Linked DNA regions of Homo sapiens: region 1 is linked to region 2. A link is a loop called in an ENCODE intact Hi-C map of the cell type or tissue named here. Cell type or tissue: ascending aorta. All regions are shown on one strand. Region 1 overlaps TPK1 (thiamin pyrophosphokinase 1). Region 2 overlaps TPK1 (thiamin pyrophosphokinase 1).

The links. Peaks named below come from ENCODE experiments on the same cell type or tissue, not always from the same donor. Only the 100,000 strongest peaks of a DNase experiment are listed, where the experiment ranks them.
Region 1: it touches region 2 in a loop (2.7-fold over the local background); 8 of 110 quality-filtered maps call a loop at or near these places.

The regions. Positions count from the first base shown.
Region 1 is chr7:144,729,592-144,734,591 of GRCh38, forward strand. All of the region lies in intron 3 of TPK1 (thiamin pyrophosphokinase 1), which reads right to left. Among named protein-coding and RNA genes, the nearest start is that of TPK1, 100 kb to the right of the region's middle. In ascending aorta, no CTCF peak of the experiment used is centred here; a DNase peak (open chromatin) is centred at 2,230; H3K4me3 peaks cover 537 bases; H3K27ac peaks cover 1,488 bases.
Region 2 is chr7:144,784,827-144,789,826 of GRCh38, forward strand. The region is part of intron 2 of TPK1 (thiamin pyrophosphokinase 1); the gene reads right to left. Among named protein-coding and RNA genes, the nearest start is that of TPK1, 49 kb to the right of the region's middle. In ascending aorta, a CTCF peak has its summit at 2,499; a DNase peak (open chromatin) is centred at 305.

The DNA of each region.
Region 1 (5,000 bases), 55 kb before region 2:
TCAAATATGAATGTGTGTGCTGACTACTAAATTTACCTATTATATATTTTTAAATAGATGATTGAATGAGCAAAGATAATATGTATAATTCATTTTAAATGTCATTAATTAGATGTCCAAATCATTACGTTTAATATATGTCTATTTAGAAGGAGATACACTGAGTGATTTTTAGAGGCAAGGCTATCAAGCTGACTTTTGAAAACTACGCAGATAATCAAAACTAATTTAGTCTTAAAAAAAATTAAACTTAAATGATTCTTTCTGCATATTGAATTATCAATATATTCCAAAAATTATGTATCATGGATCATTCAATTCCTTATAAAATTATTTTCTCTCGATGAATATTTCTTTCAAAAATTTTCTGCTAAAATAAAGTTATATTTTAAATGATTTGTATGCTATAGCTGAACATTATATAAAACCTAAAAAAAGTTACCAAAAACATTGAAGATTTTTCCTAAATAAGAACATTGCCTTTTGTGTGGTTCATTATTTCTATGGGAACAAATAGTGTTAATTTTCAAATTAGGATCTCTTTACCCCCATACAAAAATCAATCACATTTCTATCTACCAATAATGAACATGTGGAAAAAAAATTTTAAAAACAATGTCATTTATGATCACTTTAAAGAAAAAGAATACTTAGGCAAAAACATTAAAATATATGTACTATATTTTTTAAATATCATTTTATGGTATTTAAAATACCATCGTTCATCAGCATTTTGGTAATTTTTACCATATATTATTTAAAATACTATTTTAAACACCATTTTTTAAAAATATATGGTAAAAATTACCAAAATGCTGAGTCATGTTAGATACAAATTTTAATAGTAATATTTATATACTGTTTACACAGAGCTTATCTAAACATTGAAAATTACACATTAAAAACTCGGTACTTTTAAAAATATATGGTAAAAGCTACCAAAATGCTGATGAAAGAAATCAAAAAAGACCTAAAAAACAGTAATTTTTCAGCAACGCCTAGTTTTTAATGTTCAAGTAAACTTTGTAAAAACAGTATATAAATATTACTATTAAAATTTACATCTAACATGACTATTCTCTTGAGCAGCCATATTCAGTGGCATGAAGCCTGGTGTAACAAATGTCCCACGTATAAATTGAATTGTTCAGTACTTCACACTTCCGGTATTGCTAAGACTTCCATTTTCTTCATTACAAATTGATACTACTTCTTAGTCAAATAAATTTTGTCTAAGCCAAAGGTAAACCATAGGAACAACATTAGGCAATTTCTAAAGTCTGTTATTTTCCTGAAGAAACATTTTGGATAGCTAACAAGTTCCTAGTTATCTTCCCTTTGTATTAATTATGCAACAAAAAGTCACTTATTGGTGAATCTAACAGTTTTATGTATATATACATATATTTTTTGAGACAGAGTCTCTATCGCCCAAGCTGGAGTGCAGTGGTACAGTAATGGCTCACTGCAGCCTCAACCTCCTGGGTTCAAGTGATCCTCCCACCTCAGCCTCCCGAGTAGCTGACACTGCAGGAACAGAACACCATGCTCAGTTCATTTTTAAAATTTTTTTTGCAGAGATGGGATCTCGCCATGTTACCTAGGCTGGTCTTGAACTCCTGGGCTCAACTGATCCATCTGGCCTCCCAAAATGCTGAGATTATAACTGTGAACCACCATGCCTAGACTAAAAGTTATATTATTAATAAAAGGTTATGTATTTCCCAACTACAAGAGTGATGTTTTTGAAAACCATAGTAGTAAAAGTATCTTCAGTTAAAGAAAACAAAAGCTAATGGACAAAATAGGGTTGGCGACAAAGTCATAAAATAAAAATCACATCAGCCCTCAAGGCTGATGTGATTTTTATGTTTTATTGTATACAAAGGCAAAACACATAGATAATGAAATTATAGTTTACCAATTTTAATGGGTCAGAACAGGATCCCAACTTGAACTACCGTAAGCAAAGCAGGTGAATTTATTTATAAAAGTCCTTGTTAGCATCATGGCTTTCTGCAGGTTCTGCCCCTGTCACTCCAAGCCAGAACACGTCTGCAAGGGAAACTGAAATTTCTTTCATATTTCCTAAACAATGCCAGAAAAGCACTTTACCTGGCTAGTTCCAGTTTAAAAATAAAATCCAAAGAACACAGATAGGACTGAGTCATGTGTCCATCCCTGAGCCAATCTCAGTGGCCAGGGGGACCATCGACCTGGACACAGCTCAGGGAATCCACCACTGCAGCCAATGTCTGGGCTATGATGACTGGCAGCTTCCACTAGAACTACATGGTTAGAATGAGAGAGGAGAGGTATTTTTGCCAACAAAGGGGGAGTACTGAGCCAACAAAAAGAATAGCTATCTACATCACTGAGTAATAACAAGCATGTTCTTTTTATATTTTAACAATCTGAAAATAGGATATGTCTCAAAAACATTTGTTGGCCCGATGAAAATCATGATATAGTGTCATTATCCATATATGCAAAAACTGGGTGACGTATCTGGGCCAGGAAACTTTTCAACATTTCAATCAATAAGCCGTTTGAGAACCATCTTAGGAAGGTAAATGAATATTCATATTTCACTGAATCCTTTCCATTGACTCATATGGTAAGATTATGAAAACAATAGCATTGAAACATGCATCTTTGATGACAGCAGCTTGAAGAAAGATCTGGAAGTCAACACTCTATCATTCGTTTAAAAATGCTTCATCGCCAGTGTTATTAGTGGCACAGAAGACAATATTATGTTGAAAAACATGAACATCAACAACTCTCTTGCAAAGTGATTCAGAAGAGTTACACAATAAATGCAAAGTTTTAAAAAATATCCTTCACCATTTTTTTCACTTATATCTTTAAGAGTGCTGTGGTTTCAAATATGTCCACAAATTCCTTGTTTTTCCTCATTTGACACGTAGAAGGGTAGAGTCTAATTTTCTTACCCTTGAAAGTTGGCTTGACTTAGCAACTCACTTCTAACAAATATGACAGAAATAATGAAATGTGATTTTGGAAACTAGGTCATAAAAGACATTTCAGAATCTTTCTCACTTGTTCTCTTGGATCATTTACTCTGGGGAAAGACAATCACCATGCTGTAAGAGTAGTCAACCATCTCCATGGGGGACAAGGGATTCTCCCATCAGCATCAACAATGTGAGTATGCCATCTTGATACTACATTCTCCAGCCCCAGGAAATCCTTCAGATGACCACAGCACCAACCAACATCTTGACTACAATTTCATAAGCGATACTAAGCCTGAACCACCTATGATAACTAGCTCTTGAATTCTTGCCCCAGAGAATCTGTGAGATAATAACTGTTAATATAATAAATAGGCCGGGCACAGTGGCTCATGGCTCTAATCCCAGCACTTTGGGAGGCTGAGGTGGGTGGATCACCTGAGGTCAGGAGTTCGAGACCAGCCTGACCAACATGGAGAAACCCTGTCTCTATTAAAAATACAAAATTTGCCCAGAGTGGTGGTGCATGCCTGTAATCCCAGCTACTCGGGAGGGTGAGGCAGGAGAATCACTTGAACCCGGGAGATGGAGGTTGCAGTGAGCCGAGGTTGTTCCATTGCACTCCAGCCTGGGCAATAAGAGCGAAGCTCTGTCTCACACACACACAAAAAAATTATATGTACACACACACATATATATGAATATACATATATAAGAAAAACTTGCTTATTAAACTATATGTATATACATATATATTTACATATATAAAATAGTTTATATGTATATACATATATATATATTTACATACATATAAAAGTTTAATAAGCAAGTTTTTCTTTCCTGTGGTACATAAAATACTCATGCATCATAAAACTGATAGAGTCTCTTAGACTCAATAAAATGCAGCAATTAATTTCCATTTACAATCTATTGCTTTGTTGTTTTTTCCATTGAGTTTAAAACAGAAATATATACTCTTTCTCCATTCTGCACTTTCTTTCTTGCTGCCCCCCACCTAGCATGCATTCTCTAAATCCTCCTGGAAGCCTTCCCTGATCTCCCTCAGGCAAATTATATACCTCGCCTCTGTGTGCCACTGTATGCAGGACTTATCTATGTCATAAATAAGTGTTATCCATATGTTTATTGAAATAATAATTGAATACTATATTAAGCATTTCTGAATGTCATTTTTCTCAAATAAATTGGAGATTCAGAGCAACACAGAAGATTGCAATATAAAAAGGTTTACCAACCATTAGACAAAAAACAGTAGTGAGAAAAGCTTTTTTATAGTTATCAAATATGTATTTCTCAAAACCTTATTATAGTTCTGCCTATAACCAAAGGAGATGTCTACAGTCAATTCTGTTTTTATACATATCAGCTCCCACTCTTTCACATTATTTTTAATTGTCTTCAATTTTAACTACACATACACAGCTTATATAATTATCTCAAATCTTATATGTATAAATGTGTTCATATCATAAAGGCTTTTATTTATGCTATTTGTGCAGTTTTTGTTTTTCGCTTGCTCTCTCCCTCTCTCTTCTCTATGCTCACACCTTATTCCCTTCCCCAACCCGTCTAAGAGACACATTATAGGATCCCTGCTTCTCCATGTTGATAAACAGACAAATAAATTTTCACCCATACACAGTAAATATGTATATGTGGATTTGTTTACTTCACTTATTTTATTAAAATCACATCAAATAATGGGAACTTTTCTGCATCCTACTTTTCTCCTCACTCAATACCTCACTGAAATTCCAAGGCAATGAGTGCAGCTCTAATTCTTTTTTTTCAAAATGGCATCATATTCTTTGACACATATATGCCATAATCTATAACTATTCAATGATGATTGGGCATTTACTTTGTTTATACTTATAATTCCATATCTATTGTTTTTCTACTAACACTATGGTATTTTATGCCAACGAAAATGTACCTTTTTTTTTTTTTTGAGATAGGATCTCGCTGTCACCCAGGCTAGAGTGTAGTGCTGTAATCATG
Region 2 (5,000 bases):
TGTAATGAGGTTTATAAATAAATCAAAATTTGTGGAATTAAGATACTAGGATAAAAGATATCAAATATTAACAAAGAATAATCAACATGTTCTCTGCTTTTCTAACAAAAGCTAATGTTTATAATATTTAAAAACCATGATTTCCTTATAATGTCATGAAAAAGCAAATGATATTGTTATTAATGCTTTGGATCCAATGAAGAACACAGGCCCAAAAATAGTGTGAAGAACAACAGACTGAAGAAAACACCCAATGTGCCAAACGCAATGAGATCACAGGGAAGGGGAAGCTGTCCCAGGGGAATGGGGAAGGAGTCATAGAAGAGTCATTCTAGCAGTACTGGAGGCTGAGTTACAGTGCCCTATGTGGAGGAGGTAGGATAGTCCCGGAGAAAACACCATATGCAAAGAGTCAAAACGCATGAAAAGTGGCCAATACTGTGAATGGGGAAAAAGAGGTAATGACAGCAGAAAACCTAGGAGAGAGGTGGTGGCCACACAGTAAAATATATTTTAGGCCATTTTAAGTAATGATCACCAGCTCCCTCTCCCCATCAATTTCAGCTGGAAGACTCAAATAAATGATTTTTTTTAAATCTCCATTTTGATATGGCTATTACTGGCCTTATTGCTTAGAGCAATGTCAAGGTGCTACATATAGCCCTAACATTGTCAATGTCTTCTTTAGATTTGACACACTAGAATTAAAATGAAATCACTCTTAACATTATTTTTGCTAATCAACTCATGTTCTCCCACATTATGATTCAGGAGCTAAGGCTTCTAAAATTACAGACTTCTCAAAGAAGCTAAAAAGAACTTGTGAATAAGATTATGAATGAAATCTAAGAAGACACGTTAAATCTGCTCCCAAGTATAAAAGCCAAAGAATTTATCCATTAGCATCTGAATAATAAGTGCCAACACAGCAAGCTGTCATCTGAAACTCTTGGCAGTTCCTTCCTTTGAGCCCTGATGAAGCAGGAGCCATAAGGTATGGATGTGTAAGGAGATAATTAGAATTCTCATTTCCCCCAGGTATTGTCAGCCCCAAGAGAATAACAAGGTGTTATTATTTTATTACACAGTAAGTTCTACTGTTACATAAACTGTATAACTTCTTACACAAGATTATTATGTATCAAGTACTGATCTCATTCCACTAAGAAAGAAGCTCAACTGTGAGCTGAATTTTTATCTCCTATTCACTGGGTATCCCTAGTACCTAACACAGAGAAGCTCAGTAAATATCCAGTAAATACAAGTAAAAAGAAAAAAAAATAGAAATCAAAGTATCATATATGCACTCTTTCATTTAAGCCCTACAAATTATGGGGAAAATCCTATTACTTTTCCTATTTGCCAAAGGAAGAACTAAGGCTTGAGAAGGAAAATAATTGACCAGAGGTCACCAGTGGCATAACAAAGCCAGACTACTTTAAGCCAGTCTCCTGCTTAACCTCTAGGCTGCCCCTTTCCTATCTACGTGGATTTCCTTGATGACTACACTTAATGCAAATCTCAAGAGGTCTGTAGCATTAGGTTTAGAGAAAACTCAGGAAAGGCTAAGTGAAAGATTCTCAGTAACCCATTAGCAAACTGAGTTTCCAGCAGATTAACACACTACCTATGAATCTTTAAAGTAGAAAATAGAAAATTAGAGGAATCTTAAGGGCAGCAGAATATACCACTCCAAAGTATGTCACAATGTTCAATGACTGTTTTGAGCTAAAGGCAATTGAGAAGAAACAGATACACAAAAAGCTCTCCGCTTTCTCCCTATTTGCCTAAAAGCCAGACATAAATTTATAAAGGTGCCCCTCTTCCCTTCTCTATCAGAAAGGACAAGTAAATCACCAGAGATGACTTCTGACCCTTATCAGTCTAGAGAGGGCGCCAGAGAAACCTCTGTCCAAAGTACACTAACTGCCATTACTTTGTTTACCATTAGTCTCCCCTATATTTATACCTCCCCAGAATGTGTACCCCTAAACACTCAAGGTTCTTTTCCATTATCATGTCCCCCTGTAAACATTCATCATTTTTGGGGGAAGATGCTATATAAGCCATAGTTCTAAGCCACCTCTTTTGAGAGTTACTCTTTCCTTGAGTTTTCTCCCTTATAAGATATACACAAGTTAATGAATCTTTTTCTCTCTTGTTAGTCTGTCTTTTGTTACAAAGGTCCCAGCTAAGAACTCAGAAGGGTAGAGGGAAGATTATTTTCCTCCCCTAAGAACCTCAGAGATAAAGGACAATTTTGGTGGAAAATGCGGTTATTGGAGTATCTTAAATTTTTCTGATTACTAATTTGTTTCTATTTCTACCCTATTATTTTCCTTCTATTAATCTTTTAAAAGCATTTCCCAAATTATATCCAATAACTACATTATTTGGATTTTTCAAAGTAATATTTCATTTCATTAAATCTAAACCAGAGGTTACGAGAGAATGTTTCAAGTAATAATTTTCCACACAACTAGGCCATGACTGCCACCTGGCTGACAGTGATTGCAAGGTGCCATCCAATTGTAGGAAGCTTAAAATATGACAGAAAAATGTGTCTCTAAGAATCCATGGAAAAAGAGAAAGAGCAAGAGAGTATCTCAAGAACAGAAGCATCGTGCTTCTTTTTAAGAGCCTTACAAAAAATGGAGTACTAAGTAGAAGCTCAATAAATATCAATTGAAAACAATTATTGGTTTGCTTTGAAATTCTGCATATGTAGATGACTTCCCTTTTAAAAAAATATTTAATCTATAATATCTAAGGTAAAAAATGTTCAACAGAAAAGTATATCTTTTTAATATTTTTCCATATAAACTGGAAAAAACGAGTCATTTCTAAACTCTTAGATGTGTTGACATTTTATGAGAGACTGTATATTTAAATTAAAAAATAAATAAATAAAATGGAAAGAATGCACAGCAGATAAAGATTACTTCACACAAACATATGACTTAGTGCTTGGGAACCCCTACAAATGCCGAAAGGTTTCAATGGAAAACAAAAAAATAATTTTACTTGCATAGGCTATGGAGCAGGCCCTCACTGTTGGTAATTGTAATTACTGTAGTTAATTTACATACTATTATAATTTATATACTATTTAGTTAATTTCATATTATAGTTAATTTATATACTATTCTATACCATGTGCATGACAAATTAATCTTCATGCACACTTTATCAATATAAATCAACAATAAACAAAACACATCAATATAAAGCTTGATGTCCAACTTGATTTTCTTCAAACGTGTGTGTTTGTATTTGCATCAAACAAAAATAAGGTAGAGCTATAAGAACTTTAAGTTGTCAAAACAAAGTAAAAATGGTCTCTAGTAAGAAAGCAAATACTTTAAAAGGCTGATATAGTGCTAAGGTTATACATGCAAGGACTTTCTCCTTTTTCTGTACAACTTTTGACAGAGGGAGGAGCAAAGAGAATAGTAGAATAAGAATCAAGCATATGAGAAAACAAAAAAGTTTGCGGTCAGAAATTTCAGCAAGGGCACTGACTTAAAAAAACTGGAGAATTATCTACAAAAGATTTTGATAAAACTATATATAACACAAGCTCAAATGGATCTGAATAAATTTTGGGGAATATACCATATAAGGAGGAGTAGGATTAGACACCTTGTGATTAGGCTGAATGGCAAGTGACATGTCAATTATGGAACAGGAAGAAAAACTATCCACAGGCCCATCTCTGGATTAAATATACTCTTTCTTAGTACCATGGGGCAGGGCAGGGCAGGGAGAGAAAGCGGAGAAACAGAACTTGATAAACACCTGTTTTAGGGGCCAAAAAGCAATATAAAAGAAATCACAGCCGGGTGCACTGGCTCATGCCTGTAATCCCAGAACTTTGGGAGGCCGAGGCAGGCGGATTACCTGAAGTCGGGAGTTTGAGACCAGCCTGACCAACATGGAAAAACCCCATCTCTACTAAACATACAAAATTAGCCGGGCCTGGTGGTGCATGCCTGTAATCCCAGCTACTTGGGAGGCTGAGGCAGGAGAATCGCTTAAACCCGGAGGGTGGAGGGTGCAGTGAGCTGAGATTGCACCACTGCACTCCAGCCTGGGCAAAAAGAGCGAAATTCTATCTTAAAAAGAAAAGAAAAGAAAAGAAAAGAAATCACAGACCTAGTCCTTATCTTTGGCTACCAAATGGGAAAATCTCACAAGTCCAAATGGACTGAGTCTAACCACGAAATAATATCACGGATTCAGCCATTACAACTCTCTAGAATTTTCTCATTTCTTCTCCATTAAAGAGCAAAGAGTAGACACAGATGTAAAACTGGACCTGAGTTCCAGTTCTGCCAGTAGTTGAACCTCTGCTCTGTAAGAGCTGTATGACAGATCTGTCTGCAGGACTCAACAAATAAGAAACGTTCAGTATACAACTGTAGCTTTTTAAAAGTCAGTCCTCAATTTTCTCATAGACTTCAATTTTCTCATCCATCTGTTTATTCAACATGTTTTAGCATGCTTGGCATTTTTATGAGCTCGGCATAAGGGCACTGAAAATAGAAATATTCTACCTGCCCTCCAACAGCCCAGAGTTTCGTGGGAGACAGACCATTAACACAAGGTTGTGGAAGAGAAATAAAGGCGTAAGAATAAACCTCAAACTGGCATAGCTTCAGCGCCAAAGTCATTTAGCCAATCTATCCCAAAACTGTTCATAAAAATTGGTATTAATCTAATGAGATAAATAACTCCTACCCATTTCTCAATGTATAACTACCACCAACCATTTTTAATAAATTAGAATATCTGCATAAAATTAATTATAAAATTGATTCACTCTGTCTTTATTTAAAAGGATTACAGACAAGGGGAAAATGCCATATACCTGTATCACAGCCAGAATCTTTTTTAGATAATTTCTCAAATACCCCACTGTTAGCAATAAAAATTCATGGGTCTTATAAAATGTATTAATTTCTAATCATGAGGCCTGTATTTGAGATTTTCTTAATGGA